Linked DNA regions of Mus musculus: regions 2 and 3 are each linked to region 1. Evidence: chromatin loops called from intact Hi-C (ENCODE). Cell type or tissue: heart. All regions are shown on one strand.

Region 1 (5,000 bases):
TGCCAGGCGACCACTTTCCCTGGCCCCATGTGGGGTTTCTAAATTAGATTGTATTTTATGCTTCCAGTATAGTTTAGTTTGGACTGACTATGTGTCAGGTGTTCATAGCCAGGGTGGCTATGGGCTAGGGCATATGGAAATACAGGCTTGATAGATGCAACTTGGATGGAGGAAAAAAAAAAGCCCCAACAGATCCTAGTTGAAACAGAAATGTACATTAGGGGCTCCATCCCTGTGAGCACCCGGATGAGACAAGCTTTGTGCAGTCTCTAAGTACATGTCGACCTGAGCTCATCTGTTTCTCCACACCTGTACCAATGCATGTCTGTTACTTGAAGGGCCGGCAGCGATGATCCAGAAGCCCCACTTGAAGGACAGCTGAGGACTACCGCCCAGGATAGCCTGCCTGCATCCATCACCAGGAGGGACTGGCTTATTCGAGAGAAACAGCGATTGCAGGTGAGTGGAATAGAATCTTCCAGAAAGGGAGTGGGCCCTCTCTTACCCATGTAAGTCAGATGCAGTGAGGGGGCCTCTGCTTCACTGCAGTGCAAGGACTCAAAGCGGAGGCGGTAGAGCGGCCACTCCTTTGCACAGGACTGGGTTGCAGTTGCATAGATGGGAGTCAGGATCTTTGGTTCTGCTCTCTGTGGCCGCTGGTGTGTCTGGGAATCTCTGTGGCCGCTGGTGTGTCTGGGAATCTCTGTGGCCGCTGGTGTGTCTGGGAATCTCTGTGGCCGCTGGTGTGTCTGGGAATCTCTGTGGCCGCTGGTGTGCTAGGAATGCTTTGTGGGAATCCCTACCATGGTGGACTCTGGGAAACCACTGTGAAGAGACATGGTTTTGAGTCTAGCCCGGGTGTGAGGCTGCATCTGTAATGACCAGCAGATATGTGGAGGCCATGCTTGGCTCACAGCAGTGGTGACATCTGGCCAGGAAGTGCCCAGGGTTAGAACTCTAAATGAGGCTCCAAGGTGAGAGAGCAGAGGCAGGAAAGGGGTCTGGAAGTTTTCTAAGTAGACCCCGGGCAGGGACTGAGAAGCAGCCAGGGGTCGGGGTTGGGGGTAGGGGGCTGGGACTGCTGAGCCTGCAGCCTGGAGCAGGAACTGGGAGTCTGTGAAGCACCAGGCAGCAGCACCAGGGATTCATGGGAAGAGCCTAAATGGACAGAGTGGAAAATCCATCCAGTGTGATTCTTAACATCAACTTTGGGCCTCCACGTGCACACATACCCACGTGCTCCCACGTGCTCTCACGTGCCTGCGGACATAGACACACCACACTCCCATGAAAGTGGAAAAAAAATTAATAGAAGAATGAGATGTTTTGTTGTCATGGAAAACAGTCTTGCAGTTCCTCAAACATTTGAAAATGGAGTTCTTCATACCCAGCACCCAGTCCCGCTCATCGTTGATACACACCTGAAAAGAAAGTGCTGTCTAGACAAGACATCTAGTCACTATAACTGATGACAGCCCAAGAGGCCATGGCTGGATAGACAAGCAAAGTGTGTTGTGGATGCACTTTGTGGTCTGTGACTAGGCTTACAAAAGGCACTGTACTACCGGGCACAGTGTGGGTGAATGTGGAGGGCATTGTGTTTGCTGCATGAGACAGTCATGGAAGAGAGATACTGTAATATTCTACTTAGATTCCCAGAGTAGGAAAGGAGATTGGGGTGCGGTGGGGAGTGGGTGGGGTAAGGAATGGGGGTGAGGATCGGGTGGCAGGGGACGGAGAATTAGTGTTTAATGGGGATAGAGTCTTGTGGTTGGATGGCGAGATTGCTCGCATGGTTTGTGTGTGTCTGACATCACTGAACTGAGCATGTGTGGTGGCAGAGACGCTAATTCTTATGCCTCTTTTACTATAGTTTAGGGTGACCTGAGCTTGTCTTCCTAGTATGGGGAGGCTGAGGCAAAAGTATTGCTGTAGGTTCAAGCCTGGGCTGCAAGATGAGTCCTGGGCTAGCTCTGACTGCTAAAAAAAACGAGAGAGAGAGAGAGAGAGAGAGAGAGAGAGAGAGAGCGAGCTGTGGATCTCAAGGGCAGACAGAGCAGCCAAGCCTTGTTGAACACAGCCTGCAGGCGAGCCGGAAGTTCTGGGTGGGAGTGTTGGAGCTCATCTCTCTCCTCTGGGACTGCAGGTGGGTGCAGGAGGTAGAAGCTGTGGAGAATCTGCTCCGTGGGTGGAGAGAACATTCGGGAGATAGGGGAGATATCAGGAATTAAGCTGTGCTCTTATCAGCTAGGAACAGCAAGGGAACAGGGGCGTGTCCCTCAGCAGAGCCTGGTGCTGTATTCAGACTCCCACGCATCGAGATGGCTATCTGCCCAGCACCAAGCACACGATGTTCAGTCACCTGCTGCTTGTTTATGCGTTGGCCTGGAGACAGATGATAGTTATGGATTAACATAGATTCTAGGTCAATCAATTAGTGCAAATTGTGTGTGAGTGTCTGTGTGTTTGAATGTGTGCACATGTGTGTGCACATACATGTATGTGGAGGACAGAAGTTGATGTTGGATACTTACCCCAATCACCCTTCACCTTATTTTTGACCCAGAGTTTCTCATTGAATCTAGATTTCAATGACTGGGCTAGACTGTGGCCAGCAAGTTCCCAGGATCCTCCTGTCTCTGATCACCACACCCTCATGCTGGGGTGAGGAATTCATTCTGTGGGACCCCAGCTTTCCCATGGGTTCTGGGGAATCAGAAGGTAGCGCACGCCTTTAATCCCAGCACTTGGGAGGCAGAGGCAGGTGGATTTCTGAGTTCGAGGCCAGCCTGGTCTACAAAGTGAGTTCCAGGACAGCCAGGGCTACACAGAGAAACCCTGTCTCGAAAAACAAACAAAAACAAAAACAAACAAACAAACAAAAAACAAAGAAGAAGAAGAAGAAGAAGAAGAAGAAGAAGAAGAAGAAGAAGAAGAAGAAGAAGAAGAAGAAGAAGAAGAAACAGCAGCAGCAGCTCTTTGTGCGTGCACGGCAAGCACTTGGCGGACAGAGTCACCTCACCGACTGTGGGAACCGAACTGTCCGACATGCTAAAGGACATTAGGCTCCATGGCCCAACAGCCATTTGTTCTCTGCATCCCATTGCTGTGACAAGCCAAGGCTCCTGTCTTTCTGTGCATCCTAAATCCTCATTGTTTGTGGACAGGGTTTTCTCCTCCCGGCTCACAGCTGGCATCTCGGTGTGGGGTATGAGCTGCTAGCACCCTCACTTGCCCGCTGCCAGAAGGGAAGCCAGTGAGCGACACACCATTCACTGGGTTTTATCAAATCAAAACCTTGGCCCGCACCTGTCTATATTTAATGCTTGGGAGGAAGCAATGTTTTCCTTCCTGCCAGCACATCAAAAACACAAAGCTGGCGGCATGATTTTTCCGGTTCAGCAAACTTCTGGAATCTGCCTGCCTCGGAAGGGTGGGGTAGGTGGGCTTTGCGACTGCGGTGCATATGGCCCCCCTATCATTTAGCCACTCTCATTGTCAGCAGAGCAGGGTTAATGGCTGAAATCTGTTCCCCCTCTCTCTCTGCAGAAGGAAATCGAAGCTCTCCAAGCACGGATGTCTGCGCTGGAGGCAAAGGAAAAACGGCTGAGCCAAGAGTTGGAGGAGCAGGAGGTGCTGCTCCGGTGGCCGGGCTGTGACCTGATGGCACTGGTGGCCCAGATGTCCCCAGGCCAGCTGCAGGAGGTCAGCAAGGCCTTGGGAGAGACCCTGACCTCTGCCAACCAGGCTCCCTTCCAGGTGGAGCCACCTGAGACCCTCAGGAGGTACTGGTGACTTTCTGAGTTTCCAACTTTACCTCTTTCTCCTGGTTATTGAGGTGACTTTGCTGTCCCTTGTCCATGGGTCCTTCTCAGGCAGTCTGTTTGCTGAGTGGAAGGGATGGAGGCATTTTGATGTTAGATTGCCTTCGGGGTCAGCCATGAGCCTGGGAGTTATTTGGTATTCGATCTACCTAACCCCTAACTGTCTGCAGTGTCCTCTCTCCAAGAAGCAGTTTCCACCATTCCCAGGGGCTGGCTCGTCTCTCCCTCCTTCTCTCCCTCCCTCTTTCATTTGGGATTCAATTAGATAGAGATAGTGACACTGGCTTTTGATGAAGATAATCTCCTGGAAAGAGACAGATTCCACTTCTATCAAGGGATAGGGCATGGCTTTGAAAGACTGTACCCTGGGCTGCGGTGATGCTCAGATATAAAGTGTTATCACACAAGTGTGGGGATCTGAGTTTAGAACCCCAGACCCTGTGAAAAATCTGGGTGCAGGGGTACACACCTTTAACCTGGTTTCTGGGGCTACAGACTCAGGAGGATCTCTGAGGTTTGCTGGCCACGCAGCTTAGCTCTAGATTCAGTGACCCTGAGTGTGATCGAGGAAGATTAACCTCTCTCTCTCTCTCTCTCCCTCTCCCTCTTCCTCTCTCTCTTTCTCTCTGTGTGTGTGTGTGTGTCTGTCTGTCTCTCTTTATGGCATGTGTGTATATATGTACACGTATGAACATGTGCACAAACAAACAAAAATCTCCCAAACAAAGGACAACTTACCCAGTGTTTTCATAGACACTGGAGTGAATGGAATGAATGAGCGACCTTGGACTGCTGGTTGTCAGAGGCTAAGCAATCACCATATGCCTGGTGCCTACACTTCGTGGGTTGCATATATTTTCCTGTCCGTTTTCCAGATAGTGAACAGAAGATTAGGAAAGCTAATGATTAAAAGAGAAGTTTATAATTTTCCCACATCTTAACAAGAAAAAAAAAAAACATGCTCAGGATTTTCAAACCTGGGTATATCTTTGGGCCAGAGTGAGCGGGGCTGGCCAGAGTGAGCAGAGTTCTTGAATTCAATCCTTAGCAACCACATGACGGCCCACAGCCATCTGTAGGGCTACAGTGTGTTCATATACATACATACATAAATAAATCTTAACAACAACAGCAACCCCCCCTCCCAATAGGTCCCCTAAGTTCTGTCTGTATACA
Region 2 (5,000 bases), 440 kb after region 1:
GTAATTTGCAACAAACAGGTGTTGGTTTTATACATAGTCCAGGGCCTGATGTCGTTGGTCACCATACGAGGCTTCAGGACAAGGGGCAGTTTGAGAGCAGATGGGACAGGAAGGAATGCCAGTGGTGTAGCTTGGCTGAAGTGCACTTGCCTGACATGTGTAAAGCTCAGAGTTCTACCTTTAGCTCCAGAAAAAAGAAAAAAAAAAAAAAAACCACCTAAAACAGGAGGTGATAGAGAGACAGTGCCAACAAGAGGTGGCACGGGGCCTGCCTGGGAAGCAGCCATGCCCTCTGGCCTGGCACGGCGTCTCTGCTTATGCAATGCACACATGGATGCCACTGTCTTCTGCTAGTCCTGTTTGCTTGGGGTTGGGGTTTGTCGCACATGTGTCCAGCCTATGGCTATGCTTCTTCCCCTATCTTCCACAGTAGAAGCCTCTCACAACAGGGTGTGGCCATGTGAGTACAATAGCAAATGCCAGGTCCTGCATCATTTGGGTTTTTTTGGTTGATTGGTTGGTTGGTTGCTTTTTGTTGTTATTGTTGTTTTGAAACTAGGTATCTCTATGCGCTTCTGGCTGTCCTGACCTTGCTGTGTAGACCACACTGGCCTTGAATTCACAAAGATCTGTCTGTCTCTGCCTCCCAAGTGTTGGGAGTAAAGTTGTGCACCACCACACCTGGCAAGAATGTATCTATTTATGTCTATTCATGTATTTTGTGCTTATGGATGTTTTACCTGCATGTGCATTTACACACCAGAAGAGGGCATTAGATGCCACAGGACTACAGTTATAGACGGCTGTGAGCTGCCATGTGGGTGCTGGGAATTGAAGTAAAGATCTCTGAAAGAGCAGTCAGGGCTCTTAACCACTCAGCCACCCCTCCGGCCACAACAGGGTTTTAAGAAGTGGCTTCAGTGGCTGGAGAAATGTATCATCAGTGGGTAAAGCCCTCGGTGTGTGGGCCTGATGTCCTAATTGGGATATGCCACTAGTCCTGACCAAAGCAAGGCCTGTATTCGTTTGAAGTGAAAACCAAATGAACAGTGTATTATAGGACCATGTGCTAATTGCCATTGTATGACATAATGTATATACTGTCCCAGGAGTTGGCCCACGAATGCCACCTGTAAAAACCTCAGCTCTGTAAGCACACATGGAAACCTGCTCTTCCCAGGGCACTCTGGTAACAACAGAAGAAGACAGTCTTCCTTAAGTAAGGAGGCAGCTGCCCTCAGGAAGAGGAAACATAGCTGCATTTCTGCAGGGAGCAGATTTAAGCTGTGAAAAGCTGTCATATTTAAAATGTCACCGTGAACCTAAAGTAGCCTAGATCTCCACAGAGACCCAGAAAGACGAATCGGATGGAGTGATCAAACTAAAGGTAAAGTTGGGCATGATAGCCCACACCTGTAATCCTGGCACTTAGGAGACCAAGGCAGGAAGATTGCTGCAAGCTCTAGGCCAGCCTGGGCTACATAGTTTAGTTGCAGGCATGCCTGGGCTACTACTTGAGATCCTGTCAAAAACAAAACAAAAACAAAACCTTATTGACAGGTACCTTTGATCTGACTAAGTTTTTCCTGATCTTAACTGTGTGTTTCACCGATGAGGAATCCTATATGTTGGTCTGTGGCCCACCCCAGGAACCTCTAAGACTTCCAGGATGGTGGATGATTTCTTTTCTGGTGCCTCGGTGTAAGGAGGGAGGAAGGAGGAGCAGAAGCTACAGGTCAACCCAGAAGAGTCTATCACTGCTCCCACTCTGAGTCTGGTCAGCAGAGGACTTAGAAGTTCCCAGGTACTCAGCTCAGAGGACTGAGTCTAGTTTGGAAGTGTGTGTAGCTACAAAGTAGCATCTTATGTATGTGTGTAGCCATATAAGTAACATCTTATATATGTGTGTAGCTAGATACATAAGTAACATCTTATATATGTGTATAGCTACATAAGTAACATCTTAAAATTCTAGTTTCTCCTCTAAATAGGTAAAGTGGATGATAAAGGCCCAAGGACAGAGGTGAGTGAGGCCTCTGAGTACAGAAAACAGGGCAGGAGCCATGTTCACTGTTTCCACTGCCTGACTTAGGATGGGGCTGGGCAAGAAGTTGGTGACTGAGAGACAGCACATGAACGCATTGCAGGAAGACAAGGGGGCTGCTTCTCCTACATCACACCAGAGCAGACTTCAGGGTCACACCTTCATCCTCTAAGTGTGTTCCTAAGACACACTAAGCCAGTGTCTTTTACTTTGTTATTGCACAATAACAATGCATTGTACATTGGACTGATCTGTGAGCAGCTGTTATTTCTCACCACTAGATGGCGTCTACCAATAGTGAGGTTCAGGAGCTGCACACGCAGTCTGCCAAGCAATAATTCTTGAGAGATCGATACAAGAAAACATTTATATCCATTTATATACATGTGTATTCACTTTGTACCTGTGATTTCTTTTTGATACTGGCTATGAATCTACAGCCACCTGTCATTTGGCAAACCACGGAGGTCTTCAGGAACATTTTAACATTGTCATTTGCATACTAAACAGCTCGGGGGCCATGTAGGTTGGCTGTTGTGTAAGCCTAGTGACCAGAGTTAGATCCTTGGGACCCAGAGTATAAGGAGAAAATAGCCACTTAAAGGTTGTCCACTGACCTCTACATGAGTGCCTAGGTATACTCTGTGCACAGATACAAATGATGGTGGTGATGATGAATTTAATTTTAAAAATAATATGTAAGCATTTTCATTGTGCAAAGCATTACATTAGGCACCTCAAAGTACTTGGTGACAATTCCTGAGTCACTCTGAAATACCAGGTGGCAAAAAAACCAATACGCCCTTGGTTTAAAGAAGTTGGAAGCAATATGGGGAAAACACTGTGCCGGTGCATTGCTTCTTGTCTGGTCTCTGCTCTGGGGGAAGTTCTTGTTTGTCAGCTTCCATGACACAAGCCTTGAGAAAGTCAATTTAGAGAATTTGCTCCACGCTCACTTGCCTCTCCGGCTTCTGTCTCTGTTGCAGTGAGGTAAAGCAGCAAGGTGGACTGCCTTGAATAGAGCAGAGCTGCTCACCTTAGCGAGGAAAGGGAGCACAGAAGTGGGGGAAACCCATTTGAAGCACAGTCTGAAGGGCCTACCTTCCTTTAAAGACCCCCCATTCTAATTTCCCAGTACGCTCCAGCAATAGCCCACCAATTGTAGACAGGCGAAGGATCGATTCGCCGATGACGTCAGAACCCTTGTGTTCCAGTCTTCACAGAGCCCCGCCTCTGAACGCAGCCCCACAGGGAACCAACCCTTAAACCCATGAACCTTTGAGGGCATTTCAGATCTGAATCCTACCACGGTCTCATCCAAATGCAGAGGTGGAAATGTTTACAACACTTAAAACACAGAAAGAAACAGATGTTTGGGGGAGATTCTTACAAGTTACAAGGGAGAAATGAGGAGGAATATAAAATATCTGTCAAGTCCCGGTAGTTACCGCACCCCAGTTCCACGTGGAGATGCCTCCTCCGCCTGACATCTGCTTGTCTGCCTTATAGCTACACTCCTTACTTCCGGTGGGGACCTCAATGGAAAAAATGCTGGCGAGAGACAGAAAAGCAAGAAGAGCAAAAGGCAGCCAAAGAGTCACCAAGTGTGGCCAAGGGCAAGCTGTGCCAATTCTAGCCACAAACCTGAAGACTGGATACATGAACATGCTTTTGTTGTTGAGAGAGTTCATGTCTCAAAGCCAGTGTGCAATTAGAGAGAAGGGAGCCAGGCGTGGTGGCTCATGCAGGTAATCTCCGCTCTCAGGAGCTTGAGACAAGAGGATTGCCCTGAGTTTAGAAACAGAACAAGAACCTCCCAGAAAGAGAAGGAAACATAAAACAAAGCCAAAGGACCTTGGTCCTCCTGACCCCAATGTTCCCAGAAACTGAAATCAGAGAATCAGCCAAAAAAAAAAAAAAAAAAGAAAGAAAGAAAGAAAGAAGGAAGAAAAAGAAAAGAAAAGAAAAAAGAAACCTGACAGCAACAACATTTTACTTCCTTATTTCCAAAAATGGTAAGGAATGACTAAGCAAGGGGCTTGTGGCAGCCACCACAGGGAAGCATCCAACACTCTCCCCTCAAGTGAATCACGGATTTTGTCTGTGGCTCAATGGTGGACACCCAGTCTATCAAGCTCCCTCCCCTCCCCCAGACTGTGTTCGCTAAGCATCCGGGATAGATGTTGTGATGATATGCCACACTGTGGCTGCCAGTCCCTCCTGGGGTGCCTTCTTTCTCTGGCCTCCATGATCCAGAAAGGAACTATCACCAGCCGGTGACTCTCTAGATCCACAAGAATATCTCACATCGACTGTTTCCAAACCCCTGCTAACTTGAGACCTCACTAGGCTCTGTCTGCTGCAGTTCCTGCTTCAGGAACAGGCTACCAATTCATCTGGCATGGCCACCAGACTTCTCCCCTGCTCTCTGCCCTCTTGCTCTCCTCCAGCCCTCAGTCAGGCCTTCTGTGTTCTCATGTGCCCATCTGTGTTTCTGGTCCAATTCTGCCCCCACACTATCCTATGTGACCTGGAAAGCAGCAGAAGTTGTCTGTCCATTTCACTGTCTGTATGTCTTGTCTCCTGCTGGATCTCTTCCAATCCCTCTGCTCCCTTGTGCTCTTGCATGCCCTCCCTCATGGGATCAATCACTACGCCTTGTTTCAGATCCCTCAAGGGTTCCCTGCAGTCCCAAGAGAAGCCTTATGTCTTGGTCTGGCCCATCCTGTGTCCCAGCCTCCAGCACGATTCCTGTCCTCTCTCCTCCACAGAGCTGGTCATCACCTTTTAGTCATTGAACACCTCCTCTATTCTCTCAGCATTATCTTCTTCCTTCCCACACCTCCAGCCAGCCAGCTCCTGTTTTTTCCTTCTCAGATGGAACACCTTCAGAGAGCCTTGACACCCCACACTAGGCTAGGACACCCCATCATGAACCCCTAGTGATTTCTTGCAT
Region 3 (5,000 bases), 61 kb after region 1:
CAGAAGTTTGAAAAGCTGAATCATAGTTTTTATCTTTTGCATTATAGGATACTGAGATGATAAAGTGATGGAGAGGGGAGGGGAGTGAGTGCCCACAGTGTTCCTGTGGGAGTTAGCATCTATCTAGACTTGTGGGGTGGATACTTGAGCCTTGTGTTGCTTGTGTGAAGCAGCCCAGTGGGGACACAGATATCTTAGAGAGGGCTGCAGACTTCATCCCAAGCCCCCTTTTCTGAGCTGCCTTTTCATGTCACTTCAGGTGGATAACCTGGGATTGTGTGTGCACATATGTGTGTGTGCATGTATATGTGCATGCATTGTGTGCATGTGTGTATGCATGTATATGTGTATATGCATATGTGTGTACATGTGTGTATGCATGTATATATGCATGTGTGTGCATGCATTGTGTGCATATGTGTGTGTCTGCATGTATGTGTGCATGCATATGTGTGTGCATGCATGTGTAAGCATGTCTGTTCATGTGTGTCTGCATGTGTGTGTGTGCACGCATGTGGAGGCCAGAGAACAACCTCAAGTGTCGTTCCTCAGTCACTCCTGCAGCCCCACCTCCACCGTGCTGCAGGAGGACTGAGTCTCCTACACACAAGACTTTGCAGCACACATTCAGCACAGTGAGCCACCGTGGCAGTAGGTGGTTCCACACACTAAGGGGTGTTGCCAGAGTTCTTTCTCATTTGCTCATGGTTCATTGTCAGAGTTCTTGGTAGTTTCCATGGATTTAAAGTCCCAGGTGAGACCATCGTTAAGGGAATCACTTCCATGAGGAAGGTGTCTGAATTTGGGGTTTAAAAACAAAAACCCAAACAGAAGGGAAAGGAAACATAGGGTTAGGGATGTTGTTTAGCTGGCAGAGTTCTGGCCTGCATACAGGAAGCCCTGGGCTTGATTCTCGTATGGCACACCTATAATCCCAGCATTCTGGGAGCAGAGGCAGGAGGATCGGGAGTTCAAGGGCATCCTTAACTACAAACAGAGTTCTGGGCCAGCCTGGGCTACATTAGACCCAGCAAAATAAAACGAAAGGAAACAGAAGGAGACCCATGGACAAATGCAGTGGCCTTTCCTTGCTCTCCCTCCACAAGCCCTAAGTAGCCCCGTTGGGCCAGCCTGTGTGTGGCTGGATCTCCCAGCGCCTGGAAGCTTCTTGTAGAATTCCTTCCCCTTGGCTGAGTTCTGCAGAGTGGTTTTATTTTTATGTGCTCAACTCCAAAAGCCAACAGGACAGGAGATGCTAGATGCGATTTGGAAGAGAGAAGCACAGTTTAGACCTGGCTGCTTCCTGGCTGCTTCCTGGCTGCTTCCTGGCTGCTTCCTGATATAATTGTAGTTCAAGTGTCTCCAAGATCAGACAGCTGGCCCCTTCTTGAGGCAACTCTCCGAGACAGATGGACCAGTCACATCTCAAAGCGTTGACTTTTCCTGGGCTCTGGCTTCCATCTCTCTCTGTGCCCTGTCTTTTCCACATGGCATCTAGGGAGTTCCCTGGTACCAAGATGCTATCCAGAGATGACCTGCTGCCTTCTATTTGAAGAAGGAAGGATGCATATGGAGTTCTGGGCAGGGTCACTTTATCCCCAGATCGATCTGAACCGTGTCTCGTGGAATCTGCAAGTCCTGTGGACTGTAGGCAGCTGTGTAGTCTTCACCATGGAACATCTCTCATGCTCTTCTACAGCACAAAGCCTACCATCACATCTATGAAAAGCAGATGCTCATTCCCTGACCAGTTAGATCAGTTATTCTGTATTCTACTACAAATGTCTTCTTGTTTCTTATTTAAAACAAGAACTCTGGGACTTGGGGAACTGGCTCAGTCTATAAAGTGCTTGCTATAAGAGTACAAAGACCCAAGTTGGAGCTTCCAGTACCCACATAAAAAGCAGATCCGAACCCCCTCATGGTTGGAAGAAGAGACAGGTGGAAGCTTCATCTAGCCAAATCAGAGAGCCCCAGGGCTCACCGAGATATCCTGGCCTCAAAATAATGTAGAAATCGGTGGAGGAAGACACCTGATGTCCATTTCTGGCCTCCTTATACACACATACCATACACATATGCAGTTGCACACATATATGCACACACATGAATATAAACACACATGCAACACACACCTATGCACACCCCCCAAGGGCTTATTTGCAAATTCCCACTTAAGGACTAAACAGAATAGACTTTGCTGATCATCCACACCAATTATAAACATCAAAGTGGCCCAGGGGAGTAGGGTATGCAGAGCGGAAGCTGCTGGCTACGACCTGTCTCACAGCAATTTTAGGGCCCTCTGGAGTTCAAAGTGAACTACTATATGCTTTACCCACAAGCATTCCATATTGGAGAAGGGACTTTAGCCTGTGACCTTCTATATTTCTGTTGGTAATAATATACCACAGACGAAGTTATAAAGAAAGCTTATTTGGGCTACAGTTCTCCAGATACAAGGTTGAAGGCCACTGTGGTGACCTTTCTCCTGACAGAGTCCCACGGTGGCTCAGAATATCAGGAAGAGAAAGGCTTACACAGTTTCCCCCCTCTGTCTTATAAAGCCACTGGGATTCAATCACGGGCTTTACCCTAATGACTGATATCCAATACTCTTCACCTCCCAGGGGCTCAACTCTGAACACTGTAGTCAGATTAAATTTCCACTCTCTCCTGCTTCACAACGGGGATTAAATCTCTATGAAAAGTCCCAGGGGACACATTTGAGCCATCTCCAAAACACAGCAGTTGCTCTCTCTGACTCCAGGCTCAGCCTCAGCCAAGCGTCGCCTCTGAACCGCAGGGCTGTGCTCATTCTCAAGCTATGGGCTTTGCCGGCGAAGGACCCCCTTCTCTTTCCTAGATCGCTTCCTGGGGTCGGCTGCTTTCCAGAGAGCAGAATGCTGGCTATAGATGGTGGGTTTGTACATGTAGGGCAGGGCACCTGTTTCCCTGGGCCGGGGTGCCAGGAAGAGGAAGCAGACGGGTGTGACCCCATGCTGATTATTTTGAATCAATTTCTGCCTTCACCCGGATGGATTCCTGATAACACCGAACCTCCTGGAATTGATTTCTCCCATTAAGGATGAAACACAGGGCGCTCTCAGTGAATACATCCGTCCGTCAGCAAGCGTCTCCACAGAGGCAGCACGTGTGAGGGTTGAAGGCACGGAGCGAGGATCAAAGTCACCAACAGTGACCTCCCGGCCCTAGAGTGTGAATTGGAAGTGGGTTGAGTGTGTGTGTGTGTGTGTGTGTGTGTGTGTGTGTGTGTGTGTTCAGTTCTCAGTTCATGTGCACCCACTAGCACACCTAGTAACATGCTCTTCCTCCTTGGAGGCACCACATCCTAAACATTCCAGAGCCCCCGTAATCAGCACTGCCAACTGGGACTGGTGGTAAGATACATGAGTTCTCATTCAAACCACCACAGGCTGGATCGCTCCGGTTCCGCTGAGCAGGAATGTGAGGTTTTCAGAAGATTCTATATGACTTGGGGAAGAAAAAAAATGTTCCTCATGGCCAAGCTGGGCCTGGACTCAGGGCTATGGTCTCCTAACTGCTACTTCCAAGTTCCCCACAGCTTTGATGTGAGGCGACGTGAAGTATCAGCAAAAGTGGGGCACCGGGCTGTTCACACCTGTGCCAGAGATTCTCTGCTGGGACTGAGCTGAACGTCTGTAGAAAACATTCTACACAAAGTTGGGAAGCGCTCAGTGTTCAGTGCCTCGGGTTCTGTGAGCAACTTAGAGGTGAGGGCAGTGCCTGCCTTGGGGCATCACCGATGAATGTAAGGCCCAGGGTCTCACACCATCGGTTTGTGAGACACAGGGTGGGCCACGGCCACAAGAGGTATGCAAGGCCACGAGGTGTGCAAGAGAGAGCCTAAAGAGTGAGCGGGCGCTCTGCCAGACTTCAGAGAAACAGTGAAAATGGAGGTGAATCTTGAAAGCTAGCCAAGGGGCAAGGTGCTTATGACAGGCAGGGCCACTGCTAGCTTTTACGGAGGTCTTGGATTAATCGCCAGCTGACAGTGTCCTTGTCACCATCTCCTTTCTCCTTGAGTCCGGATCCCTTTCATCTCTCGTATTTCTCCTCGTCCTGCCTGGGTTTCGGGAGCAGCTGTTTCTTTCGCCTCGCAGGACTAACCGGCCCAGACAGTGCTGCACGCAAGCTCCTTGGAGCATGGCTGATCTACTTTCCCCACACCCACACGCCATGACTAAATCTTTCCCTTTTGCTCTCTTCTGTGACAACCTTTGGCCTTTTTGTAGCATGTGTGCCTCCGTGAGGCCTCAGTGCTCTGAGGATATACTGGACTGGGCTAGGGCGAGGAAGCAGTCATGGGGCAGCCTGGTGCATTGCTTACCTGGTGGTCATCAGCGGTGGACTGAGGGACAGCTGCATCTCTGCCTGCCTGTTCATCTCTAGGGCTAGCTTGAGTGGGGTGCTCACATCCCCCCTTAAAATCAGAAAAGGAGCAAAGCGCTCTCCCAAATGTTCAGAAATACTCTCCTCCCGAGATCATTACTGTCAGCTGATTTCTGAGAAGGGCAATCCTACCTTCCCCACACCCTGCTTTGACTGTATAAGGGAGCAGGAAGCACATCTAACAATAAGCAAACTAGTACCTTAGATGCCAACAGGCCGTGTGCAGCAGCCCATGTTGAAAGCAGGCTCATACAGGGACACTGGTGCGTTACCCCTGGGCAAAGCTGAGTGTAAAGTCTAGGGTGGATGGATGCAGGATGGATGCAGGATGGTTGCAGGATGGATGCAGGATGGATTCAGGATGCAGGTTCATACGGATGAGCTGCAGCTTGCCCCCAGGGCACAGGCTGCTCTCTCAGACCCACCCTTACTTTGTGCTCCTCCTCCACAGTGACTTGCTGACCACAAGGTACAAGGTGATCTTACGAGTTGGCTTGGGTCACACAGCCTCTTGACAATTGGCCCCAGCCTGTCCTGTATGAGCCAGGGTCCAGCATGTGGATAAG

Evidence for each region. Hi-C counts contacts between places; a loop is a spot of excess contacts. Peaks named below come from ENCODE experiments on the same cell type or tissue, not always from the same donor. Only the 100,000 strongest peaks of a DNase experiment are listed, where the experiment ranks them.
Region 2: a loop joins it to region 1, with 2.3 times the contacts of the local background. A loop is called at or near these places in 7 of 42 quality-filtered maps.
Region 3: a loop joins it to region 1, with 4 times the contacts of the local background. A loop is called at or near these places in 2 of 42 quality-filtered maps.

What each region holds. Positions count from the first base shown.
Region 1 is chr8:125,131,725-125,136,724 of GRCm38, forward strand. It overlaps Disc1 (disrupted in schizophrenia 1), which reads left to right. Exons shown (of 13, transcript NM_174854.2): 5 at 339-459; 6 at 3,550-3,785. Among named protein-coding and RNA genes, the nearest start is that of Disc1, 80 kb to the left of the region's middle. In heart, no CTCF peak of the experiment used is centred here; DNase peaks (open chromatin) are centred at 2,227 and 3,427; H3K4me3 peaks cover 329 bases; H3K27ac peaks cover 1,820 bases.
Region 2 is chr8:125,572,176-125,577,175 of GRCm38, forward strand. No RefSeq gene overlaps it. Among named protein-coding and RNA genes, the nearest start is that of Sipa1l2, 4.8 kb to the left of the region's middle. In heart, a CTCF peak has its summit at 2,318 (motif pointing right); a DNase peak (open chromatin) is centred at 296; H3K27ac peaks cover 1,014 bases.
Region 3 is chr8:125,192,606-125,197,605 of GRCm38, forward strand. All of the region lies in intron 9 of Disc1 (disrupted in schizophrenia 1), which reads left to right. Among named protein-coding and RNA genes, the nearest start is that of Disc1, 140 kb to the left of the region's middle. In heart, no CTCF peak of the experiment used is centred here; a DNase peak (open chromatin) is centred at 4,976; H3K27ac peaks cover 2,086 bases.